3 separate regions of the Homo sapiens genome follow, and regions 2 and 3 are each linked to region 1. A link is a contact called in ENCODE Hi-C or POLR2A ChIA-PET data. All regions are on one chromosome and are shown on one strand. The core of a region is the stretch at or near the end of the contact, and the rest is flanking DNA. Distances in the headings are between cores, read along the strand shown.

Region 1 (3,147 bases), core at 236-2,735:
TCTCTTGCTTCAGTCTCCTAAAGTGTGGAGACTACAGGCGTGAGCCACTGTGCCTAGCCCCCCTTTCTTCATTACTGCGCTTCCCTCCCTAATTCTGTACATATCTCTCATTCTCCCCCTTCTCTCTCTAGCTCTTGTTTTCTTTTCTTTCTCCCTGGGATTCTGCTCTTCATTTTGTACCCCTCTTCTCTTCTGCTGTTTATCCCCCTTCTTCCCTCTATTCCTTCTCTTCCATCTCTTCTGCTCCATCCTCGCAACTTATTTAACCTCTTATTGCTCCTTCTCCCCAATCTTTCAATCGTCCTCAATCTCCATCTATTTCTGCCTCTTCACCCATCTCTGCGCCTCCTCTGCTCTCCCTGTTAAATTCTCTCTTCCCTGATATACTCCCCTGTCCCCACTCTGTGTCACCCCAGATCCCCAGGTGTCCTCCCTGCTGTGTTTCTCCCTCGGTTCTCCTTGACACCAGCACCACTCTGCTCTGTCTGCCCTGGCTCCAAATCCCTCCCTCTCTCCCTCACTCTGATGAGCCTCCCTCTTTGCTGCCACTCTCCCTACCTTGCCGTCCTTCATCTCTGTGTACATCTAGCTTTTCTCTACATTTCTCCAGTTGCTTTTCTCCACCTGCTTTTCTAGGTATTTTGTTGCTTTCTTTTTCCACTTTCACCATATCTTGGCATATCCCTCACCAATCCTCTATTTTGCCATCTGTTATGGGCCTTTCTTATTCTTTCTCTGTCTCAGGTTTTCTACTGCTGTCTGTCTCCTGATCCCTTCGGCCCACACAATCGCAGGAGGGTTTGGAGTAAGACGCCTGCATCCCGGAGGAGCGCGTTTTCCAAGGGCTGGAGCTCGGCAGGCAAGAAGACCCCATGTCACAGGACAGGGCCCTGCGTCCTTCCCAGTGTGGGTTCAATGGAAGCGGTGACTGCGGAGGAGAGACCTGGGGAGCCGCAGGCTCTGGCACGAGTAGGGAGGTGGGAGGAGGGGGGACGGCGCCTTGGGAGAAGGATGGGGTCTGCAAGATCCCAGGACCAGGCAGAGGACGCGGCCTCCCTGGGACTGGGGCTGCGGCGCGACGCTCCAGGGGCCGACGAGGGGTGGCTGGGAGGTGCGCCCCGGGCAAGAATCCACCTCGTGGGTGAAGACTTTAAATAGCGCGAGGAGGGAAGAGTCAGAAGAAGGTTTTGAGCAGAAAAACTACGCAATAGAAAGTGTATACATTGCCCTATAGCAGACAGACCCGGGACGGGACCAGCCTCCAGACGACTTTAAACCCGAAAGGAAGCGACACCCGGCCTCTCACTGGGCTGTCTCAATTTGCTCTGGGCGAAGGAAGACGGGCGAGAATTTCCAGGTCTGTGGGGACCCCACGTCCCAGGGACAGAAGCGGCGGGGACCTGGGAAGCGGAGACTTAATGCAACACAGAGCAAAACTCACCATGGCGACGTGACCTTCACTCCACCCGATCCGCTTCCGGGTTTGCGTTAATCTCCGCGCGCAGGACGGAAGCCAGGCCTGGGCGGGAGGTGGGAGGAGGTGGGCGGGGCCTGGGCGAGGTAGCGGCGGGGCGCGAGGCGCTGAGACCTTGCCCTTTAGAACCGGCAGAGGGCGGGGCCGGGGCGGGGCCGGGGCGGGACTTGCGCGTCTTTCAGCCTCTCTCCTAGCGTCTCTGTTTTTAGGTTGTGGAGGCGAGAGCGCCAGAAAGTCTGAGGCATGATTCCAAAGCCCTGGAATTGTCTGGAACCGGGATGCAAACTAGAATGTGAAATGCAAAGCCCTGCCTGGGCGGCATGTACGATGTCATGGTGACGGCCCACGGAACAGAATAGATGTCCTCTCCCTTTCTATCTCCATTCACTAGGGAGGGAGAGTCCACCCTGAGCTCAGCTTCAGAGACTTCCTTAAAGCCACCGCCAGGGGTGCGGGACGGAGTGCTTAGGCCAGGAAGGAGTGAGGTCACCACCTGCTGCTTAAACACAGCAGAGGCGCGGGGGCGGGAGCCTCAGGTCCCAGCTACTCAGGAAGCAACGGAGAGAATTGCTGAGCCTGGGGTCCCAAGCCAGCCTGGGCGACAAAGTAACACCCACTGCGGCAGGTCTCCCTTCCTAGTCTCTCTCTCTCTCTTTCCCTTTTTTTTTTTTTGGAGACAGAGTCTCACTCCGTCGCCCAGGCTGGAGTGCCGTGGAGTGATCCCAGCTCACTAGAACTTCCGCCTCCTGGTTTCAAGCGATACTCCGGCCTCAGCCTCCCGAGTAGCTGGGACTACAGGCATGCGCCACCATGCCCAGTTAATTTTGTATATTTAGTAGAGACAGGGTTTCACCATGTTAGCCAGGCTGAACTCCCGACCTCAGGTGATCCGCCCACGTCGGCCTCCCAAAGTGCTGGGATTACAGGCGTGAGCCACCGCGCCCGGGCCTTTTCCCTTTTTAAAAAAAAAAAAAAAACTTTTTTAAATAAAATTTTTGATGGTGTGACATAGGGATCCAACATTACTCTTTTCCATGTGGATATCCAGTTAGTTGTCCCAGCACATTTGTGGAAGAGATCTATTACTTTATTATTATTATTATTATTATTACTATTATTGAGACACAGTATTTCTGTTGCCCAGGCTGGAGTGCAGTGGCGAGATCTCAACTCAATGCAGCCTCTGCCTCCTGGGTTCAAGCGATTCTCCTGCCTCAGCCTCGGGAGCAGCTGGCATTACAGGCGCGTGCCACGATGCCCGGTTAATTTTTGTATTTTTCATAGAGACGGGGTATCACTACGGTGACCTGGCCGGTATCGAACTCCTCACTTTAAGTTATTTGCCTGTGTCAGCCTCCCAAAATGCTGGGATTACATGCGTCAGCCAACATGCCTGGCCCAAGAAATATTCTTTACTTTGCTTTTTAAATGTTGACAAAATATAATTGAAAACTAAAAAATATTATCCCAAATGAGAAATCATCTCCACGACGATAACAGAGAAAGAAATAAAAACCATTTTGTTAATAAATAAACCTTAGGACCGGGCATGGGGGCTCACGCTTGTAATCCCAGCACTTTGGGAGGCTGAAGCAGGCGGATCACGAGGTCAGGAGATCGAGGTCATCCTGGCTAACATGGTGAAACCCCGTCTCTACTAAAAATACAAAAAA
Region 2 (3,147 bases), core at 313-2,812, 400 kb before region 1:
CACGCCTGTAATCCCAGCACTTCGGAAGGCCGAGGCAGGCGGATCACTTGAAGTCAGGAGTTTGAGACCAGCCTGGCCAACATGGTGAAACCCTGTCTCTACCAAAAGAACAAAAATTAGCCGGGCATGATGGCACGTGCCTGTAATACCAGCTACTATGCAGGCTGAGTCAGAAGAATTGCTTCAACCCAGAAGGCAGAGGCTGCAGTGAGCCGAGATCTTGCCAATGCACTCCAGCCTGGGTGACAGAGAAATACTCTGTCTCAAAAAAAAAAAAGAAAAAGAAAAAAAAGTAAATAAAAAAAAGAAACTAATAGATGTCATCCACAATTGTGCTGGGACAACTAACTGGATATCCACATGGAAAAGAATAAAGTTGGATCCCTATCTCACACAATGAAAATTTTATTTTAAAAATTAAAAAAAAAAGAGATGAGGAAGGGATCCCTGCGGCAGGGGGTGTTACTTTGTCACTCAGGCTGGCTTGGACCTCCGGGCTCAATGATCCTCCCGCCACTGCTTCCTGAGTAGCTGGACCTCAGGCTCCCGCCCCCACTTCCACATTTCTGCTGTGTTTAAGTAGCAGGTGGTGACCTCACTCCTCCCTGGCCTGAACACTCCCTCCGGCATCCCAGGCGGTGGCCCTAGGGAAGTCTCTGAAGCTGAGCACAGGGTGGACTCTCCCTCCGAAGCAAATGGAGAATAGAAAGGGAGAGATTTCTATTCTGTTCTGTGTACCATCAGCATGAGATCGTACTTTCTGCCTAGGCAGGGCTTTGCATTTCACGTTCTAGTTTGCATCCCTGTTCCAGACAATTCCAGGGCTTTTGAATCATGCCTCAGCCTTCCTGGCCACTCTTGCCTCCGGTGTAGCAGGACGAGCCACAGACAAAACCTCTCAGACACCGAGTTGTAGAAGGAAGGGCTTTATTCAGCTGGGAGCATCGGCAAGCTGCCTTAAAATCCGAGCTCCCCGGGTGCACAATTTCTGTCCCTTTTAAGGGCTCACAACACTAAAGATTTCACATAAAAGGGTCGTGATTGAGCAATCTAGGGGATACGTAACAGGGACTACAGTCCCAGATATATACACAGGGGTTTCGTGCACTGGTAGAGAGAAACAGAACAGGGCAGGGAGTTTCATAATGTTCTTCTATACAATGTCTGGAATCTATGAAAAACATTGGTTTCTAAGTTATGAGTTGATTTTTAACTATTGGGTTTAGGCCAGGCAGGCCCAGGCCTGGTTTTGGGCGTGGCGCAGGGCTGCCTGTCTTCGGTTTTACTTCCTTGTTGTTTTTTTTCTTAAAACAGGTACTGAGTATAAAACAATATAAAACAATATGAGAGGGTCTGTCTCTTCCCTCACCAAAACCCGAAAAACAGCGGCTAGGTACGCGGCTGAGAGAAGCACAGATCCGCCCCCGCCCCGCGTCTGCCGGTTCTACAGGGCAGGTCTCTCCGCCTGGCGCCCCGCCCCTACCTCGCCCAGGCCCCGCCCCTACCTCGCCCAGGCCCCGCCCACCTCGTTGGCTCCACGGAGGCCTGGCTTCTGTCCTGTGCTTGTAGATTCGCCCGGACCAGGAAGCGGATCGCGTGGACTGGAAGTCACACTGCGGCGGTGAGTTTTGCTCTGTGTTGTATTGAGGCTGTGCCTCCAGGTCCCCGGCAATTCTGTACCTGGGATGTGGGGTCTCCACAGACCTGGAAATTCTCGCCCTTCTTCCTTCAACAAGAGCAAATGGAGACATTCCCCTAGGAGTCCGGAAGTCACTTCCTTTTGGGTTTAAAGTCGCCCTGAGGCTGCCCTGTCCTCGGTCTTTTTGCTATAGGGCAATGTATACAGTTTGTATCGCGTAGTTTTCCCGTTCACAACCGTTTGTTGACTCCTCCCACCCCGCGCTTTTTAAAGTCCTCACCCGAGAGGTGGATCCCTGCTCTGGCGCTTCCCAGCCTCACCCTCGTCGGCCCCTGGAGCCCAGCGCTGACACCACAGTCCCAGGGAGGCCGCGTTCTCTGCCCGGTGGTGGGATCCTGCGGACCCCACCCTTGTCCGAAGGCGTCATCTCCCCCCCACCTCCCTCCTCATGCCGGGCCCTGTTGCTCCCCAAGTCTCCCCTCCGCAGTCACCGCTTTCCCTGAGCCCGCGTTGGGGAGGTACCCGGGGCCTGTCCTGTGACACGGGGTGTTCTTGCCTGCCCAGCTCCAGCCCCTGGAAAATGCGCTTCTCTGGGATGCAGGCGTCTTACTCCAAACCCTCCTGTGATTGTGTGGGCCAAAGGGATCAGGAGACAGAGAGAGGGAATCAGAGAGCAGTAGAAAACCTGAGACAGATAAAAGAAGAAGGAGAAAGACCCATAACAGATGGCAAAGTAGGGGATGGTCAGGGATTTGCCAAGAGACAGCAAAAGTGAAAAAACAAAAGATAACAAAGCAGGAGGAGAAAAGCAACTGGAGAAATGTAGAGAAAAGCTGGATGTACAGAGAGATGAAGGACAGACAGCAAGGTAGGGAGAGGGGCAGCAAACAGAAAGGCTCATGAGAATGAGGGAGAGGAGGAGGGATTTGGAGCCAGGGCAGACAGAGCAGAGTGGTGCTGGTGGCAAGGAGAACAGAGGGAGAACCACAGCAGGGAGGACACCTGGGAAATCTGGGGTGCCAGAGAGTGGGGCCAGGGGGGTATAACGGGGAAGAGAGAATTTAACAGGGAGAGCTCAGGAGAGATGGGAGAAGAGGTGGAAATCTATGGACATTGAGAACAATCTAAAGATTGGGGAAAAGGAGCAACAAGAGGTTAAATAAGCTGTGGATGGAGTCCAGCTAATTTTTGTATTTTTAGTAGAGACAGGATTTCACCATGTTGGCCAGGCTGGTCTCAAACTCCTGACTTCAGGTGATCCACCTGCCTCGACCTCCCAAAGTGCTGGGAATACAGGTGTGAGCCATCACACCTGGCCACCTATGTATTCTTGAATGAAAAAAGTTACTTCTGTCTTAGTTCAACAGCTGACTCTCTTTCCCTGTTTTCTTTTCTTTCTTTCTTTCTTTCTTTTCTTTTATGAGATGCAGTTTTGCTCTTGTTGCCCAGGCTGAAGTGCAATGGCACGATCTTGGCTCACTGCAATCGCCACCTCCCTGGTTCAAGTG
Region 3 (3,147 bases), core at 330-2,829, 370 kb before region 1:
TATAATAGTAATAAAAAGCTGCTTACTGCTCTCTTGTTTGCTACCTGTACCTCTTCAAATGATAAAAAGCTTCATCGCTACCTTAGTTCACCAAAATGATTCAGCACAAGTGTACTATATGAATCACTATCAATCTATTACACAAAAAGACATAAGTAGCAAAAACAAGAGTAAGAACTCCCACTAATAAAAAGTGAGACTCTCAAAAAGAAGAAATAAAGGAAGACAGAGACCCTCTCATATTGTTTTATACTCAGTACCTGTTTTAAGAAAAAACAACAAGAAAGTAAAACCAAAGACAGGCAGCCCCGGGGCCAGGCCCGAAACCAGGCCTGGGCCTGCCTGGCCTAAACCCAGTAGTTAAAAATCAACTTATGGCTTAGAACCCAATGTTATTCATAGATTCCAGACATTGTATAGAAGAACATTGTAAAACTCCCCGCTCTGTTCTGTTTCTCTCTGACCACCGGTGCATGCATCCCCTGTCACGTACCGCCTGCTCGCTCAAATCAATCACGACCCTTTCATGTGAAATCTTTAGTGTTGTGAACCCTTAAAAAGGACAGAAATTGTGCATTCAGGGAGCTCGGATTTCAAGGCAGTAGATTGCTGACGCTCCCAGCTGAATAAAGCCCTTCCTTCTACAACTCAGTGTCTGAGAAGTTTTGTCTGCCGCTAGCCCTGCTACACACTGTTACAATGTCAATGCTTTTTTTAAAAATCCCTTTTTTTCTTATTGAGGCGGAGGAAGGAGCTCTGGGGTAGAGGGTCTTACTTTGTCGCCCACGCTGGCCTGGACCTCCGGGCTCAGCGGTCTTGCGGCTCCTGCTTCCTGAGTAGCCGGGACCCCAGACTCGCCACCTCGCCCACATCCCTGCTGTGTTTAAGCAGGAGGTGGTGACCTCACTCCTCCCTGGCCTGAGGCCTCCGCTCCGCACCCCAGGCGGTGGCCCTGAGGAAGTCTCTGGAGCTGAGCACAGGGTGGATTCTCCCACCCCAGTGAATGGAAAATAGAAAGGGAGAGGATTTGCTATTCTGTTCTGTGGGCCGTCAGCAGGAAATTGGAGGTTTCGCTGAGGCAGAGCTTTGTATTTCGCATTCTAGTTTGCATTCCTTCCCTTGACAACTTCCAGATTTTGGACATAAATTGCTAAAATTAATTTCAATAGCAAGGAACTTTCCTGGGTCCAATGACCGCCTCACGTTGACTTCTCAGGGAGGTACTATTTCAATGACTGCTGAGCTGCTCCAGCCTCACTGGCGGCTTTCGCCTCCAAAACCTGGAAAAAAGGCGCAGAGAGCGAGATGGAGGAAAGCTCAGGACCCACCCGCTTCTCGCCCCCGCCGACCCCTCATAGCCCAGGACTCTTCTCCCAGCCAGGCCCCTTGTTTCTCAACCCCGCCCCGGCCTTGTTCAGGCCCCGCCCACCTCTTCGCGTCTCATCCCGGCCTAGTCCAGGCCCCGCCTACCTTCTCGGGGGTCCCGCCCAGGCCTGGCCTCTGTCCTGCGCTGATTGGCATAGACCCGGAAGCGGATGGCAGGGACTGAAGGTCACACCACAGCGCGTGAGTTTCGCTCTGTTTTATGTGTGCTTCCCAGTCCTGTGGTGCTGCTATACCGGGGACGTTGAGTCCCCACAGACCTGGAAATTGCGGCCCCTCTTTCTCAACCCAGAGCAAATTGAGACGTCCGGGTGAGAGTCCGTGAGTCCCTTCGAGTTTAAAGTGGCCCTGAGGCAGGTCCCGTCCTCGGTCTTTCTGCAGTGGGGTCGTGCAGACACCTCCTATCGCGGAATTTTCCTTCTCAAAACCCTTCCTGACCTGTCCTCCCGCCTCGCGCTGTTTCAAGTCCTCACCCGCGAGCTGGATTCCAGCCCTAGGCGCCTCCCACCGTCGCTCTCGGCGGCTTCAGGAGCGCCGCGCCTCAACCCCGGTTCCCGGGAGGCCGCGTCCTCTGCCTGGTCCTAAGATCCTGCAGACGCCACCCCTGTCCGAAGGCTCCGTCGCTCCCCACCTCCCTCCTTGTGCGGTGTTGCTACCTAGTTCCAACTCCTGGAAAACGAATATATGCAATCAAGAAAGCACTCCACAGAGGGGAGTGGGCCCGAGCCAGCGTCTCCGGGGACCCGTTTAGAAAGTTTTAGGGGGTTAAAGTATTTATTTTGAGGTCCCTATGGGCTACCCCTTATCTGGATGAAGGATTTTTGGCCCTTGGCCAACGAAATGCTGAGGTGAATTGGCCCGAGGCCGGAGCAGATGGGTGCCCTATGCAGATGAAGGTGTGGCCGGTGCTTGGCCATGGCCACTCCTGGGCTCTTTCCCTTTCTGAGACGTGGTGGAAGGAGGAGGGCGGTAGGGACAGCGGCCTTTGATCCTTTGTTACTCCGGATGGGGAGATGGGGTTTTTCCTTTTTGTCTAGTTTTAGAAAGTTTGCCTTAATTGGCCTTAGATTCGCTGCCCCCAGACCCAGGACCCAGGTATTTCTTTTTTATTCTTTTTTATTGGAGATGGGGTCTCACTCTGTTGCCCAGGCGGGAGAGCGGTGACAGGATCACAGCTCACTGCATCATCAACATCCTATGCTCAAGCGATCCTGTCACCTCAGCCTGCAGAGTAGCTGGGACCACAGCCGCGCGCCACCACACCGCGCTAATTTTTGTGTACTTGGTAGAGACGGGCTTTTGCCTTGTTGCTCAGGCTGGTCTCCAACTCCAGGGCTCAAGCGATCCAGCTGTATCGCCCTCCCAAAATGCTGGAATTACAGGCATGAGCCACCATGCCCGCCTTGTTTCTTAATTAAAAAATAAATAAATAAAAATAAAGGCCGTGTGCAATGGCTCATGCCTGTAATCCCAGCACTTTGGGAGGCCAAGGCGGGCAGATCACCTGAGGTCAGGAGTTCGAGACCAGCCTAGTCAACATGGCGAAATCTCGTGTCGAATAAAATACAGAAATTAGCCAGGTGTGATGTCGGGCGCCTGTAATCCCAGCTACTCAGGAGGCTGAGGCAGCAGAATCCCTTGGACAGGGAGGGGGAGGTTGCAGTGAGCTGAGATCATGCCACTGCACTCCAGCCTGGGGTGACAGAGCGAGACTCCGTCTGAAAAAAGTAAGATAACTACTTTTCAAATAAGCTTTGGTAGAAT

What was found. Hi-C counts contacts between places; a loop is a spot of excess contacts on that map. ChIA-PET counts read pairs that join two places held with the same protein, here RNA polymerase II (POLR2A). Pooled maps may share reads with other maps.
Region 2: a loop to region 1 is called in a map of CD8-positive, alpha-beta T cell, with 15 times the contacts of the local background. The contact joins the promoter of ZNF888 here to the promoter of ZNF808 in region 1. A Hi-C loop is called at or near these places in 2 of 168 maps with a recorded cell type or tissue (CD4-positive, alpha-beta T cell and CD8-positive, alpha-beta T cell), 1 of 37 single-sample maps with no recorded cell type and 13 of 50 pooled maps. POLR2A ChIA-PET finds 5 or more read pairs at or near these places in 1 of 52 experiments (B cell).
Region 3: a loop to region 1 is called in a map of B cell, with 26 times the contacts of the local background. The contact joins the promoter of ZNF320 here to the promoter of ZNF808 in region 1. A Hi-C loop is called at or near these places in 2 of 168 maps with a recorded cell type or tissue (B cell and CD8-positive, alpha-beta T cell), 5 of 37 single-sample maps with no recorded cell type and 14 of 50 pooled maps. POLR2A ChIA-PET finds 5 or more read pairs at or near these places in 3 of 52 experiments (Panc1, WTC11 and endothelial cell of umbilical vein).

What each region holds. Positions count from the first base shown.
Region 1 is chr19:52,526,006-52,529,152 of GRCh38, reverse strand. ZNF808 (zinc finger protein 808) reads right to left here and starts at 1,485. Exons shown (of 5, transcript NM_001039886.4): 1 at 1,442-1,485. RefSeq lists enhancers at 1,212-2,039, 2,040-2,866.
Region 2 is chr19:52,921,843-52,924,989 of GRCh38, reverse strand. It overlaps ZNF888 (zinc finger protein 888), which reads left to right and starts at 1,562. Exons shown (of 5, transcript NM_001393938.1): 1 at 1,562-1,621. ZNF888-AS1 (ZNF888 antisense RNA 1) reads right to left here and starts at 1,641. Exons shown (of 2, transcript NR_186336.1): 1 at 1,526-1,641; 2 at 911-1,317. RefSeq lists enhancers at 1,180-1,349, 1,630-1,679, 1,169-1,900, 1,901-2,634 and a silencer at 1,440-1,489.
Region 3 is chr19:52,896,067-52,899,213 of GRCh38, reverse strand. It overlaps ZNF320 (zinc finger protein 320), which reads left to right and starts at 1,579. Exons shown (of 6, transcript NM_001351774.2): 1 at 1,579-1,694. RefSeq lists enhancers at 1,565-1,644, 1,845-2,044.